Regions from separate parts of the Mus musculus genome. Here region 1 is linked to region 2. A link is a loop called in an ENCODE intact Hi-C map of the cell type or tissue named here. Cell type or tissue: heart. All regions are shown on one strand. Links, peaks and the distances in the headings refer to the core of each region. The heading gives the core; the rest is flanking DNA. Region 1 has its middle 58 kb from the start of AU015836. Region 2 has its middle 64 kb from the start of AU015836.

What was found. Hi-C counts contacts between places; a loop is a spot of excess contacts. Peaks named below come from ENCODE experiments on the same cell type or tissue, not always from the same donor. Only the 100,000 strongest peaks of a DNase experiment are listed, where the experiment ranks them.
Region 1: a loop joins it to region 2, with 3 times the contacts of the local background. A loop is called at or near these places in 4 of 42 quality-filtered maps.

What each region holds. Positions count from the first base shown.
Region 1 is chrX:93,906,223-93,914,451 of GRCm38, forward strand. No RefSeq gene overlaps it. Among named protein-coding and RNA genes, the nearest start is that of AU015836, 58 kb to the right of the region's middle. In heart, for the core only: a CTCF peak has its summit at 5,188 (motif pointing left); no DNase peak of the experiment used is centred there; H3K4me3 peaks cover 445 bases; H3K27ac peaks cover 353 bases; H3K27me3 peaks cover 571 bases.
Region 2 is chrX:94,028,591-94,036,819 of GRCm38, forward strand. No RefSeq gene overlaps it. Among named protein-coding and RNA genes, the nearest start is that of AU015836, 64 kb to the left of the region's middle. In heart, for the core only: a CTCF peak has its summit at 4,565 (motif pointing left); no DNase peak of the experiment used is centred there; H3K27me3 peaks cover 873 bases.

The sequences.
Region 1 (8,229 bases), core at 2,222-7,221, 120 kb before region 2:
TTAGAAGGGGGAACAAAATACCCATGGAAGGAGTTACAGAGACAAAGTTCGGAACTGAAACAGAAGGAAAGACCATCCAAAGACTGCCCGACCCGGGGATCCATCCCATACACAACCACCAAACCCAGACGCTATTGCATATGCCAGCAAGATTTTGCTGACAGGACCCTGACATAGCTCTCTCTTGTGAGGCTATGCCAGTGTCTGGCAAATACAGAAGTGGATGCTCACAGTCATCTATTTGGATGGAACATAGGGCCCCCAATGGAGAAGCTAGAGAAAGTACTCAAGGAGCTAAAGGGGTCTGCAATCCTATAGGTAGAACAACAATATGAACTAACTAATACCCCCAGAGCTCATGTCTCTAGCTGCATATGTAGCAGAGGATGGCCTAGTCAACCATCATTGGGAAGAGAGGCCCCTTGGTCTTGCAAACTTTATATGCCCCAGTACAAGGGAATACCAGGGCCAGGAAGCGGGAGTGGGTGGGTTGGGGAGCAGGGCAGGGGGAGGGTACAGGGAGCTTTGGGGATAGCATTTGAAATGTAAATGAAGAAAATATCTAATTAAAAAAAGAAAAAGGGGGGCTGGTGAGATGGCTCAGTGGTTAAGAGCGCCGCCTGCTCTTTCGAAGGTCCCGAGTTCAAATCCCAGCAACCACATGGTGGCTCACAACCATCCGAAATGAAATCTGATGCCCTCTTCTGGAGTATCTGAAGACAGCTACAGTGTACTTACATATAATAAATAAATAAATAAATCTTAAGAGCAGTGGCTATTTAAAAAAAAAGAAAAGAAAAAGGAAAGAAAAAGGAAAGCTTTGTGTAGAGAAAAAAAAAAGAGAGTCACGTGAGTAAAGTGTAGAACCAAAAGGACAAGCTATGCCTACTGGATATGTTTTTTTTTCATAGAAGCATATAAACAAATAACAATAGCCAGCTGTAATGAATGATATGAAGTAGGCTCCTTTCTGCTACACCTGGGAGGGGCACAAAAACACACTCTAAGAATAACTTTGTGTTTTTGAACTGAGGTCACAGTCTTGTTTTGTGTTCTTAGAGTGTTCTCACAAGTACTCAGAAATCTCCTCATATAACGCCTTTCTTGGACTGTGTTCCGACAATTGGTCTTTTGCTTGTATATTATAGTTTCCAATTTGTGTTTTTATAGATTTTGTTTTTATGTGTCTCTGTGTAGGTGCTTCTTGCTCTTTCTCTTTTTTAAAAAATCAGCTTTTTTGCCTATTTGTTTTCTAAACAGAGAGGACAAGAAAGGGTTGGGTATTTGGAGATGTACAGAGGATCTGGGAGGAGTTGGGGGTGGGAACCACATCCAGAATATATTGTAAGACAAACTCATAGCCAGTCTAAAACAACAGCTAGACCAAGACCTCAGAATTATTAATGAAGCTTAACACCACTTCACCTGTGGTCTCCAACCTATATGCTCTCTTGCCTCAGACCCTAGGGGATTCCAAGGTTTACTGTTTTATATTTAAAAAGATCACCCTTTACATTTGTTTTTTGAACTTCATATATATGTACTGTATTTACATCACTAATCCCTCACTTCTCTCTTCAATCTGCTACTCCTCCTCAAATTCATGGCCTCTTTTCCTTTAACTATTGTTACATGCACATATAAGTGAGTACGTATATAAATACAACCTGCCTAGTTCATTTAATGTTGCTCAAATGTATATATGTTTATATTGGATAACATATTTGGGGCCTGTCCCTGGAGAAAGATGGTTTTCCCTCTATCTGTAGTCATTAATTGCCAGTACCTCTTCGTCTACGGGGGTGGCCTTCTGAGATTCCCCCATTCACATTTTGGTGTCATCATTATGCAGGTGTTGTTTAGGTAACCATATCGTTGAGATTTCATGGGTATACCTTCCCTGTCATATATAGAAGATACTATCTCACAGCAGACACCCCAGTCCATTGTCTCTTATTTTATGTCCTCTTGTCTGAGATGTTCCCTGGGCCTTCTGTGTATAGGGTTCTGATGTGCACTGAATTTTTGATCATTTATGGCTCTGTAATGGTTTAATGCCTGCTACAAAAAGAAGCGTCTTTGATAACAGGCGAGAGCTTATCTGTGGATATAAGAATCAGTATTTAGACTGCAGTTGGAAATTATGACTTAGGAAAGTGTGGCAGTAGTAGTTCTCTAGGTTCCATGGCCAGTCACGAGTAAGTTGGCTCAGTTCCGAGTACTAAGCATGAGTACCAGTCACGAGTAAGTTGGCTCAGTTCCGAGTACTAAGCATGAGTAACTCTCACTTGGTGGGCTTAAGTCCAATCAGGCAGCTGTTGCTTAGTCCCCAGAACATAATGCCACTATTGCACTTGAACAATGTGTTTTTCTTTCTCCTTTTTACACCCTGAGTCCTAATACCTATTTGGTTTTGAAGGCCTAGCCTCCCAGGTTACCCAATTCACCTGATAGTCCTACCCAAGGGATTCAGGGAGAGTCCTCATTTATTTTGCCAGGCCTTATCTAGGGACCTGTTCCCCTTTTCCAACCCTCAAACCTAAGTTCTCCAAATTGTAGGCAACTTCTATTTTTGTGAACCCAGAGAAAAAGATCCCCAAGAAAGAACTAAGGCACTCCTGAAATTCTTAGCCGATATAGGTAAAAGGTATTCATTCAAAAAGAAAGTCCAATTGTGCGGTCGTCAGTCTAATACTTAGAAGTGCACCTATTCAAAGGAAGGGGAAACTGAATGAAGACCATGTGTCACCTACCTCTCCTTTCCCTTTACCAAGAAAACTTAGACATCGAGGGTATTTAGGAATTACTGGATTCTACAGGATCTTGTTTCCAAGGAAATAGTTTGACCTCTATATCAGCTAATAAAAAAGCCAAGGCAGGAAATATACAAACCCTCATCTGAAGGGCCAGAGGGACTTTAGGACACTAAGACCACTGAAACATCTATGCTGGATACTCTCTCTCTCTCTCTCTCTCTCTCTCTCTCTCTCTCTCTCTCCCTCCTTCCCTCCCAACACACACACACACACACACACACACACAAACACACACACAAACACACACACACACACACACACACATTCTTCTCTCTCCTCTCACCCTCTCTCCTATCTCTTTTCTGTCTTGTCCCCCTCTCCATCTCTCTCCCCTCTTCTTTCTCTTTCACCCAATCTCTTCCTCCCTCCTCCTTCCCGTCACTTTCCCCTCTCCCCCTCCCCTCCTTCTCCTCTTCTCTCTCCTCTCTCTTCCCCCCTCCCCTTCTATCTGTCCTCTTTCTCTCTTCCTCCCTCCCCTCCTCTCTATTTCCTCTCTCCTTCCCTGTCCAAGTTAGGGATACTGATACTGAGATGAAACAGCACGGCTAAAAAGTAAGTTAGGGATAAAAACGTTTATTTGGCTTATACTTCCACATCACTGTTCATCATTGAACAAGTCACGACAGAAGACTGAACAAGGCAAGAACGTGAAGGCAGGAGCTGATGCAGAGCTCATGGAACTGCTCACTGGCTTGCTCCTCATGGCTTGTCCAGCCTTCTTCCTTATAGAACCAATGACCACAGCCCTTGAATGGCACCACCCACAATAAGCTGTGCCCTCGCACATCAATCATTAATTTTAAAAAATGCTCTGCAGACTTGCCTACAGCCTGATTTTTATGGGTGACTTAAGTTTGTGCCAAATTAGCATAAAACCAGCACACTCCCTCTTTCCCTCTCTGTCCCCTCTCTCTCTTCCCTCTCTCATTTTTCTCCTTCCTCTCTCTCCTCTCTCTCTCTCCCTCCCTCCCTCCCTTCTCCCCTCTCCCTTCCCCCTCTCTTGTCTTCCTTCTCTTCCCTGGACCTTATCATTCCTGGTAACCACAAAGACCTCCAGAATGGAAGCTCCAAAAGTCATAGTTTTCTAACAGTAATTACTGTAATAGCTTTAAAACATCTAGATTCTCAAAGAACCTGAGGAGATACATCGCTGTAAGTAACATTTGTTTAAATCACCTTCACTCTCCTCCTCTCCCCTCCAGTGGAAGAAGTGCCAAGAGTTGTATATGGGGCCACTTCTGCTCCAAGAGCAACCCTGCAGTGAAGGAGGCAGGGCATTAAGGGATTTGCTTTAAAGCTACATTCACATAAGCTCTTACACAATTTAGACAGAACATACATAGAAGTCTCTTGAATAAACTCTTAGTTGAGATTGCCAAAAAACAGTCTTTCGCAAAACTGTCCAGAACCAGGAAGATAACCCAAAGTGGCCTGATGACCCACATGGTAGAAGAAGGGGTTCTCTGATCCCCACGTGCACACTCATGCATGTGCACACACACAAATAAGTGTAATGAAAAGAAATTGTAGAAAAAACTGTCCCATTGTCTTTAGGCTTCTGATTTCTTTCTGTATCTTCCCACTGGAAGGACAAAGTCTTCTTAGGAGACAAAGGTGCGGACGTTGCAAGTTCTCTCTCTCTCTTTCTCTGTGTGTGTGTGTGTGTGTGTGTGTGTTTATGTGTGTGTGTATGTATGTGTGTGTCTATCTCTGTCTCTGCTTCTGTCTCTCTGTGTATGTATGTGTGTGTGTCTGTCCATCTGTCTCTGTCTCTCTGTCTCTCTGTATCTGTGTGTGTGTCTATCTCTGTCTGCCTCTGTCTCTGTGTATGTATGTGTGTGTCTGTCCATCTGTCTCTGTCTGTCTGTCTATCTCTGTCTGTCTCTGTCTGTCTGTGTGTGTGTGTACACATTCTCGTGCACATAAGGCTGCAAACCATCTTACAAACATGTTTCTCGAAGACTATGAAGAGACAGTGGAATCGGCTGTTCTCTTCCAACCCTTCCCTCCATCACCAGCACCCCTTTGCAACCTCAGCTGACACTAGAGGACAGAGAGGGGAGGCATTGTTGTGCTCCTGGTGAGAGGTTGCTTCCTCATGCAGGGAGTGAGCTATAAGGGAGGGGGACCGGCAGAGGCCTGCACAGCTGTTTGATGCTGCCAAACTACGCGGTGTGTGTGTGGAAGAGCACGATGGTCGTGGCTCGGGGTGGGAGAGAGACTTACAGGAAGGGGACGCTGGCGTTTAGCTCCCCGCCCTGACTAGCAGAACTACAGAGATCCATCGGGACTGCTTTAGGGAGGATTGTTGGGTGAACTTTGGAAATGCTCTCTGGGATTGCAGGGAGCGCGAACCTGGAGTCTGGTGCCCCCTAGTGGACTACAGATATCTGAACTGGAGCTACCTCGTGGATCTGAGAGGTCTACATGGCTGAAAACCAGAACGTGGCTTTCCCTCTAATCCCCTGACCCATTGCTTTCAGAATGTGGAAAAGGGACCTCGGGCATCACCGAGGCCCAGTATGCAATAGCACAGGGCTATCCTATGGGTGGCCGCAGAAGAGGAGAAACCCAGCTTAAAGCTAAATAAATACAGGGCAGACCAGGTTGTTTACATTTCTAATCCCAGCAAGCAGGAAGCAAGAACTGCATGATCACAAGTTCTAGGCGAGCCTGGGGGTGTGGTGAGGTGGGGTGGGGTGGGTCACAGCATCCGATCTGGAAAAGGACCTTTCCCTTAGGACGCTTGCTGTCAGTTCCTACGTATCTTTATTGGGAGAAAGACCTGAAGAAGCCTATGGCAAAAGGCAAAAAGAAAATCTCCCCCTGACACACAGCTTCTGAAACCAGGAGCCAGGAGAATCCTCGTGTCCTTTGAGAAGTTCTGCTTCTTCCTCTCTCTGACGAGAGAGCGAGCGGAGCTGTGTGGCTGCTCACGTTTCTTTGCTGCACCCGAGCGTCCAGGAAATTCACTACCAAACTTGGAGCTCCGATCACTGAGTCTGGATTGATGATTAGCCATGTCAGCATTCCTTATATTCATTTTTTCGAGGGGATTGTTTGGTTTTTGTTTTATGGTTTTCGTTTTTGTTTTGTTTTATATTTCCGGGGTGGGGTGGGGTTGAGACAGTCTCATTCTGTAGCCCAGGGTGGCCCCTGTGCTCCACCTCCCTTGGCCTTCTCTCGTCAGGATTCTCCTGGCTCCTGGTTTCAGAAGCTGTGTGTCAGGGGGAGATTTTCTGGCTTGGCTAACAAATGACTTCAAAGGTTTTCTTTCCTGGGGAGGTGGGGGTGGGAATGTCCAAACCTGTTAACAGAAGTGATGTACTAATTGAGACTGTGACAATTTCTCTCCATAATCCTTCCAATTCCCTGCTATGCTATGAGATCATCCAGAGGCTTTGAAGACTCGCTGCTTCTGCCCCCAAAGAAACATCCTGTCACCCACATAGAAGCCTCAGATTGAGAACAAATCTGTTGAGCATATAAGGGTAGTTTTAGATTAAATAGCTAAATTCAAAAGGTTCTCTTCCCATGGCCCAATTCTAGCCCTACTACTCTTCCATCAAAGGCCATGGTCATCTTTCAGGAACCTTTCCCATGGTAAGCACTTCCAGGAAAGGGGTGTGCTAGAAGTGAACATCCTTTGCCCAAAACCACTACAGGTGAGCTTTCCCAGCCAACCACTAAGCCACCTTAACTAATCTGCATATGCTAACGTGGGCTCCAAGAAAGGCTTCAAAATAAGCCCCTGTCCTCCCTCACCTTTACTTTAATCCCCACATAGGTTTTGCTTTTACCATATGGTAATTATTTCCAAATCACAAGTGCAAACACTCACTCTGATTGGAAAATTAGCAGATTTCAAACTCAGGTAATTTGTCCCTAATGAGGAACTTGTTGAACTGAATTTAACAATTAACTCGAACACCCTTTGCTGCCTGCCTGTAAGGCAGGGAGTGCAAGACAGAAGGGCAAGTCAAGGGCTTGGGTCCAGCAAGTTAAGGCTGGGTTGGGGAAAGGTTTGTTCATGAGGCTCTTAGAACCTCAGATACTCGGCTGTTCAAAGAGCTATATGTGTGTACAATATATTTGAATGCATATGAAAGTAGACCAACTAATATAATAAGTGTTCCTGTACCCAGAATCCACCTTCTATTGCTATGGGGGAGGTCTCCAGTTTCCTTGGATCTCCACCCCAGCAGCAATCTTGGTTCTTGTGCTCCCCAAAGAGAAGAATTCAGATAGGACACAGTAATAGATCGAGCAGAGGGAGGGTTTAATTTGATCAAGCAAGGAAGCATGAGCAAACTCTTTATGGGAAAAAAGTGGATCTAGATGAGCAACCAAAACCCCAATCCTAGCACGCATGGGGTTGGCATCAATCTACTACCTGTTGTCCCTTCCCTTGTACCTTTCCCATGGTAAGCACTTCCAGGAAAGGGGTGTGCTTTTCTTGGAAGCCCATTTTACCCAGAATCCAGTCCAAATAGATATATAAGATACAAAAATATTCATAGGTGTTTAAGTACCCTTAAAGGTGTTGAAAATTCAGTAAAGGAAAGGATAAGAGTATTCTGTGCATGTTCCCTTGGAGTCTTGAAGTTGCTTTAATCTAACCTCTCTAGCAGCATGGACCACTTTCTCCCACTTTCCCTTCCATCCTGTTTTTGGCAGGTCCTAAACTGGCTTATCTGGAGTTTATCACAGCCACTTTCTTTATATCTGGATCATCAGTTAACCATCACTATTATCTTTATACCATTTCAGGAACCTCATCAATGCCTGCTTGTTGTTCCTTAGATCTGCTATATTATACTGTATTAATGTAACATACTTAATAAAATCAGAAGCAGTACACAGATGTTGCTGCGGTTGGAGCTAACCTCCTATTTAACACCACCTCTCCACTCATGACTAATCTGGTATCAGCTGTGTAGAAAGAACTGGAAACCTGGAAGACAGATAAACAGGAGTACTCTGTCTATCTCTCTGTTTCTCTCTGTCTCCCCCAACCCCACCACCCCAGGCTCCCAAGCTCCTGGGAAGATGAAATCTGTGAGCTTTAGTTAACTGCTAGAATGGTTAGAATCCCCTTCCTGGGCATTTTGCATATGGTTGTGCAGAGCTTTTCCAAACCATTTTCTTTCACCCTGCTTAGTTCACTTCTGGGGCCCCTCGATTTCTGCAGATCACAGCCCAAGTAACCCCAGACTGTAAGGATTTCAAGGTCACCCAAGCATAGAACCATTGCTCTTACTGTGATCCTTAATGATCAACTCCAATGTCAAGCTCTAGCATCCAATTCATGCTTGAGACTGTTTCTGTATTTGACTTTGCTCCCTCATCTCCAGGATGCCAGTGACACTGCCCAGCAAAACAAAACAAAAAACCCACTAGCCACATGTGGCCA
Region 2 (8,229 bases), core at 2,165-7,164:
ATTGATCCTTTGTTGGGAGCCGAGCCACCCCCTCCTTCACACAAGGCTGATTGTGAGAACCAACTGACCCTTGTCTTGGCCAGACACCTGGGGCTGTTTGGGCAGAATCAGCATCCAAAGATAAGCCACAAGATGTTTCAAGCCTGCACTCAGCATCTGCCCCAGATGTTGGTCCCTCTCTGTGTTTTGATCATTCCCCCTCAGCCCCTCCCTATTTCCTCTCACTGTATGCTTATAATCAGGCTTCCAGCCTCCATTAAAGTAGACCTTGACAACCCTTTGCTTGGCCTTGTTCCCTTTTCTCGCCCGTTTCTCTTTCAGGCTTGGTCCCCCTTGGCCTCCTGAATAACTAGGTCCCAGGGGTCGGGAGGCGCCCAACATGAGGCTCAAGGTACAGACCCTCACAGGACGGGGCCCACCCTCCAGAGAAGGTAGCTGCTACGAAGTTGAGGAACGCTCTCAATGCTCATGAGAGAAAGTCGTCTCGGTAAGTTGACATTTCTCCATCCCATAGAAATGGGCCATAAATTGTCTAAAGCAGTCTTCATCAGAGACCTGAAAGCTTCTCTCAGGGAAAGGGGAGTTAGAGTTAAGAAGAAAGATTTGATAAAATTTTTTATTTTTATAGATCAGACATGCCCCTGGTTTATCATTGATGGGCCAGAGATCTACCATAAAAAAATGGCAAAGAGAATTAAATGAAAAATTGACCAGTCAGGGCCCCAATGCTGTCCCTGCAACTATTTTCTCTTACTGGGGACTCATTCGTGATGTAGTGGAAGGCACAACTGACGACCCTGATAAACAGCAACTTTTGTCAGTCGCTGAATATTGTCTCCGCCCCTTGTCTCAGGGGGCCTCAGTGACCTCTCTTTCCTCCAAAAGGAACCCTTCAAAACCTTCCTCGGTCATTATAGACATATCTGAGGCCCCGCCACCCAATCCCTTGGCTTCTCTTTATCCTCCCCTCCCGATGGGCCCATCTCCTTCTGATATGCCTTTAATTAATCTGGTCTTTAAAAGACCCCCAGCCAAAGAGCCCTTAGATCCAGGGGACACAGCCACCTTGGAGGAGGAGGCTCTTTACCATAATCCCCGACTGGCTGCCGCTTGCTTCTGCCTGTTTCTCTTCAGGCTTGACCCCCCTCGACCCCCGAATAACTAGGTCCCATGGGTCAGGATAAGGAGCCTTCAAGATGGCTCCGTGAGTAAAGGCACTTATCACCAAGACTGATGACCTGAATTCAATTCCTAGGACTGGGACATTGTTCTCTGGCCTCCACACATGCACTGTGGTTAACACACTCTCACACAGATGCACACGTGCACACAAATAAAAGTAAAGGAAGTTTTAAGAGAAGGAACTACAGGTGGTCAAGAACAGAAGCAAAGACAATTTGGTGGGGTGAGGTGTATTTCAGAGATCCAGGTGAGTGGCTTGAATAAGCACAGTAACAGTCCCAGGAAGAGAGGAATGTCCTGGTAGGAGGTCCAAGTCTGTTTATAGCTTGAAGTATCAGGGCAAAATCTAATCAGGGCTCATGGAAGAATAAGAAACGGAAAAATCAGAGGTGGTGAACAACAGAAAGGACCATACGGTTAGACATAGAAGCATTAACAGCACACCCATGTGCTGATGGGAGTGGTCCCGTAAACAGGAGCACAGCAGGGATTCAGGACAAGGGATGGAATTTAGCACACAAGTACTACGTGCGCTTCCTGGTCAGGAGCATAAATGTCATTCACCCTTGTTAAGTAGGGCAAGGTGAGCTGCTAGGACGCAGGAAGGAGAGAAAATGAGGAAAGCTTGAGGGGACAGAGAGAGAACAAACCGCTGGGCTTTGCCTGCATTTATTAAAGGCTTCCCCCAGTTCCCAGTAAAATCCATGTGCCCCGCCCCAAATGGAGGGGAAGGCAGACCAGACTCCCAGATGTTTGCAGGATACAAGTTCCCCAGCGATGGGCCTCACAGTGAGGCCTGGGAGTGCCTCCAGGAGGCAGTGGGGGAAAGGGATTCCCCTCTATCTTGTTCATTTGCTTCCTTCAGATCAAAGGGGCTATGGAAGATCAGGCTGCCAGAAGAAACATTGGTCTGTGCAGTGTCTGTGTCCCTGATTTTTGTGTTGCTATGACCAAAATAACTGACAGAAGAGAAATGGTTATTTAGGTTCATGGTTTCAACGCGATTATTGTGGTGAGGGGGAGTGGTTAATTACTTTTCTGTGACTGTGATAAAACACTATGACTCTTTTATTTGTAAAGATTTGTTTATTTATTTTATGTATGTGAGTACACTATAGCTGCACAGATGGTTGTGAGCCTTCATGTGGTTGTTGGGAATTGAATTTTAGGACCTCTGCTCGCTCTGGCTGGCCCCACTCGTTCTGGCCCAAAGATTTATTTATTATTATACATAAGTACACTGTAGTTGTCTTCAGACACTCCAGAAGAAAGAGTCAAATCTCATTACGGGTGGTTGTGAGTCACCATGTAGGTGCTGAGATTTGAACTCAGGACCTTCGGAAGCTGTTACCCACTGAGCCATCTCACTAGCCCCAAGACAGTGACTCTTAAAGCACCTTACAGAGGAAAGAGTTTATTTGTGCTTACAGTTCTGGACTTTAGGAGTCCATCATGATGGGAAGGTATGACAAAAGGCAACAGGCATAGTGATGGGTACTGAATGCTGAGAGCTTATAATTTGAACCTCAAGAATGAAGCAGAGGGCTGGAGAGATGGCTCAGCAGTTAAGAGCAGTGACTGCTCTTCCAGAGGTCCTGAGTTCAAATCCCAGCAACCACATGGTGGCTAACATCCATCTATAATGGGATCTGATGCCCTCTTCTGGTGTGTCTGAAGACAGCTACAGTGTATTTAGATGCAATAAATAAATATTTAAAAACAAAAAGAGAATGAAGCAGAGAAAGCTGTTTTTATGGCCAGGACCAGGTAGCCAAGAACACAGGGCAGAACCAGGAAAGACTATAACCTTCAAAGTCCCACCTCTAATGACTTTGCCAGCTGGGTTCTACCTCTAAAGTGTCCATAGCTTTCCAAAACAGTGCCATCAACTGAGGAGCAAGTGTTCACATGTGAAGGAACAGCTCAGATTCGAACCATAAAAAGTGCCCCAGTCTCTGAATGGCTGTTCTAGCTCCTCTATCAAAACGGGATGAGTATGTGTCTTAGTCAGGGTTTCTATTGCTGTGACAAAACACCATGACCAAAAAAGCAAGTTAGGGAGGAAAGGGCTTATTTTGCTTACACTTCCACATTGGAGTTCATTACTGAAGGAAGTCAGGGCAGGAACTCAGAGCAGGAACCTGGAGGCAGAAGCTAGTACAGAGGCCATGGAGGAGTGCAACTTACTGGCTTGCTCCTCATGGCTTGCTCAGCCTGCTCTCTTATACAATCTGAGAACACCAGCCCAGGTAGATAACACCCACCATGGGCAGGGACCTCCCTTGTTGATCAATAATTGAGAAAATGCCTGACAGCTGGATCTCATTTGGCTCAACAGCATTTCCTCAATGGAGGCTCCTTCCTCTCTGATGGTTCTAACTTATGTCAGGTTGACACACAAAACCAGCGAAAGCAGTATGTCAGAAATGGTTTGTGCCTTTAATCCCAGCACTCAGGAGGCAGAGGCAGGCAGACCTCTGAGTTGAAGGCCACCCTAGTCTATATAGTGAGTTCCAGGATAGCCAGGGCTATGTAGAGAGACACTGTCTCAAAAACAAACAGACTTGGGGTGAGAATGGCAGTGTGATGGTGCAATGAGGAAAGAGAGACATCCTATGTTCTCCATGAAGTGTGCCTTTCAAGGGTGCCCCCACCTCATGGCATCAGTTTCACCTGGGAAGGTAGTCCGATCCAAAACCCACTGTTATGATTTGAATATGCTCTCTCACAAATTCACATAAAGGTCAGGCATGGTGGTATGTGCCTATAATCGCACCACTTGGGAGACTGAGGCAAGACAATCACAAGTTCAAGACCCTGTCTCAAAAATGGATGGGGTGACAGGGAAATTGGTAAAAGCACTTGCTGGCAACCTGAGTTTTATCTCCAGAACCTACAAAAGGTGGTAGAAGAGAATCGATTCCACAAAGTTGTCTTCTGACCTACAACATGAATTCTCTCTCTCTCTCTCTCTCTCTCTCTCTCTCTCTCTCTCTCTCACACACACACACACACACACACATCAGACCCACTCATTCACACACTTAGGAATTTCAAAAACAACAACAACAACTGGAAGCCATGATATATAGGCAGAGGAGCCTGTGCTTGCTGCTTCAGTCTCTGTACGTTCACATGACCTTTGCTCAGTTCATTTACTGGGCCTCGTTTTCGTCACTTCTCTTTGAATTACCCACTGTCGGGTATTTTGTTATAGCAGCACAAACAGGCTAAGACACTTCCTAACTCAAAAACTCTGAATGCAGGGCCCAACAGGCTTTGTTTTAGCAAGATCATTACAATTCCGGCGAATGTTTGTGAAGCAGGGCTTCGAGGCGCTGCCTGGCTAACTTTCTACCTGCTCTTATCCCGTACTGCCACCTATTGGGGAAGCTCGTCCACTTGCTGCAAGATAGACGAAACCTGTTAAAATGAAAGGGAAACCAATTTCCTTATATTTTTCTCTTCTAAAAAACTTTACAAACCAAACTGAGAAGAAAGTTTACGAGCTTTGGAATGCAAATACTAAATTTTACACTGTTATAAGCAGTATAATTGGAGCTTTTAAAATGTGTGTGTGTGTGTGTATCAGAAGACAACTTGCTGGAATCTGTTTTCTTCGTACACCACATGGGTCACAGGAGTCACACTCAGGTTATCAGGCTACCAGGCAGATGATGCAGATAATGCCAATATTTGGAAGTAATAGCATCTCAGAAAATCTTACAAGTTTGTTATCATATCCCAAATTGGTTATTTCTTGTTTTATATGCTTAAGCTATTTCCAGTTTTCACTAGTCATAACTAATAGCATAGGGAATATTTCTGTATGATAAGCTGGAGTAGTTATTTCTTTTAGGTTATAATCTCCAAAATAAAATCACTTTTTCTCTTATTTAAAGGTTTATCTGTTTTCATTGTGTATCTTTATTTTTTGCCTTTATGTGTTATGTGCCATGTGCATGTAGTGTCTGTAAAGACCAGCAGAGGACGTTAGAGCCCATGGAGCTGCAGGTGCTGAGCCTTGAACCCATGTCCTCTGGAGACCAGCCAGTGCTCTTAACCCCTGAAACCACCTGACTAGTCCTAAAATTTCCTTTTAAAGTTTATTTAATTTGAATTTCTGTTGTTGTTGTCGTTGTTGTTGTTGTTGTGTGACAAGAGCTGGGCATGGTGGCTCATTCCTTTAATCCTGACACTCAGAAGGCAGAGGCAGGAAGGTGTCTGTGAATTTAAGGCCAGCCTTTTCTACATAGTGATTTCCAGGACAGCCAGGTATACATAGTGAATCCCTATCTTTTGAAAAAGATGACAGGGTCTCACTATACTACCCAGGGTGGCCTCAAACTCACAGTGTTCCTTTCTGAACTTTCTAAGTAGCCGAAATTGCAAGTATATGCTACCACACTTAAGGTGAATTTCTCTGGCTCTAGATAGATAACATCAGTATCATTTCGTCTAAGGTTTTTGTTTTGTTTTAGACAGTGTCTTGTAGGCTGGCCTCAAATTTTCTGTAACAAACCACCATGACCAAAGCAAGTTGGAGAGGAAAGGGTTAATTTGGCTTACACTTCCACAGCACTGTTCATCACTGAAGGAAGTCAGGACAGGCACTGAAACAGTGTAGGAACCTGGAGGCAGGAGCTGATGCAGAGGCCATGGAGGGATGCTGCTTACTGGCTTACTTCCCATGGTTTGCTCAGCCTGCTTACTTTTCCTTTTTTTTTTTTTTAAGATTTATTTGTTATTATATCTAAGTACACTGTAGCTGTCTTCAGACACCCCAGAAGAGGGCGTCAGATCTCATTACAGATGGTTGTGAGCCACCATGTGGTTGCTGAGATTTGAACTCAAAACCTTTGGAAAAGCAGTCAGTGCTCTTAACCGCTGAGCCATCTCTCCAGCCCCCTCAGCCTGCTTTCTTAAAGAACACAGAACCACTAGCCAAGGGGTGGCACCGCCCACCACGGACCAGGCCCATGCCCCACTGCCCCGTAATTTTTAAAAATGCCTTACAGCCAGATCTTACGGAGGCATTTTCTCAGCTGAGGTTCCTTCCTTTCAGATGACTCTAGTTCGTGTGTCAGGTTGACATTAAGACTAGCCAGCACAATAGCCAAGGATGACCTTGCAGTTCTGATCCTTTTGCCGAGTGCCCCAGTGCTAAGGTTACAGGAATGCATTACCATGCCCAGCTGTGGTGGTCTGAATGAGAATGGTCCCCATGTACTTGAAAATTGATCCCCAGTTAGTGGAACTAACTTTCCAGTTGGGAAGGATTAGGAGGCTCACCCTGTTAGGGGAGATGTGTCACTGGAAGTGGGCTGCTTTGTGATTCATAGTTCTCGTCTCTCTCTCTCTCTCTCTCTCTCTCTCTCTCTCTCTCTCTCTCTCTCTCTCTCTCTCCACCCCCTTGTGCTTGTTGATGGAGATGTGAGTTCTACAGCAACCCTCTGTAAACGCCAAATAAACTCTCTTCTTTAAGTTACCTTGGTCACAGTGTCTTATCACAGCAACAGAAAAGCAACAAAGACACTGGTTTTGTGGTGCTGGGCATGGAACAGAGTCTTGTGCATGCTAGCTAGGCAAGCACTCTATCAATTTGCTTAAGTTTAAAGAAAAAAACTAAAAATAATCCAAATGTGCTCATGGAAGAGTTAGTAAACTGTTATAAAGTCAGTCCCACCTGTTACTCTGTAGGCATGATAAATTCTGCTTCTAGCAAGTGTCTTACAACATACTGTCAGGGGATTCTGCTAATGATCCTAGCTTCTGTGCACCTTTGGAATGCCCCTCTTTACTCTTGCCTCCCTGCTAGAAGTCAGAAGACCCTCTTTCTTGTTTCACTTGCAGACTTCACATACAATCTAGGGCTCATCCACTGAGCATCTGACTCAAGAGTGAGAAATGGAAAGGAGTGGGAAATGCACGGACTGCACTCTATACTTTCTAGCAAGGGTAGCATTGGCATCTGCCATCCAGAGCTCCAAATCTGGTCCTCAGCATCACGGGTTCGAGTCATGGGTCTGTGTCCAGTACCTGGTGGAGTTCACAAATGATGTGGTAGTGTATGGTTAGAGCATCCCTGTTAGGTGAGTACTCGGCCCTTCAGCCTAGCATCCTGACCTTCCCAGATGTCTTTGTTTTTGTTTTTGTTTTTTTGTTTTGTTTTTGTTTTGGTTTTGGTTTTTTGAGACAGGGTTTCTCTATGTAGTCCTGGCTGTCCTGGAACTCACTTTGTAGACCAGGCTGGACTTGAACTCAGAAATCTGCTTGCCTCTGCCTCCCAAGTGCTGGGATTAAAGGCGTGCGCCACCACCACCCAGCCACCCAGATATCTTTGAACTATTCATATTTTTTCATATGTCCATCTCTGCCTGTGTGTTTGCTCCTCCTACTGTTGTTACATGTCAAATTTAGTGGATTATGTGAATTAAACTAGAATTTCTCAACATTCATGCAACAGACATTTGGGAACCAGATAATTTCTATTTGTTTATTTATTTATTTGTTTGTTTGGTTGGTTTTTCAAGACAGGGTTTCTCTGTGTAGCCCTGGATATCCTGGAACTCACTCTGTAGACCAGGCTGGTCTTGAACTCAGAAATCCACCTGACTCTGCCTCCCAAGTGCTGGGATTAAAGACATGAACCACCACTGCCTGGCAATTTCTCTTTTTAAAAGAATTTATTTTTATTTTATGTGCACTAGTGTTTTGAGCACATGTGTGTCTGTGTGAAGGTGTCAGATCCCCTGGAAGAGGGGTTACAGAGGTTTGTGAGCTGCCATGTGAGTGCTGGAAATTGAACACAGGTCCTCCTTAAGACCATCCAGTGCTTTTAAGTATCGAACCATCACTCCAGCCCCTAGGACCCAGATAATTTCTTGTCATGTGGGGCTGTCCTGTGGCATGTGGGATCTTTAGCAGAGTTCCTAGTCTCTGTCCACTATACATCAGCAACATTCTCCATCCCAAGTTATGACTACCAAAAGTAATGTTTCCAGATAGTGCAAAATGTGCCATGAGACTAAGACATCCCCATGCTGA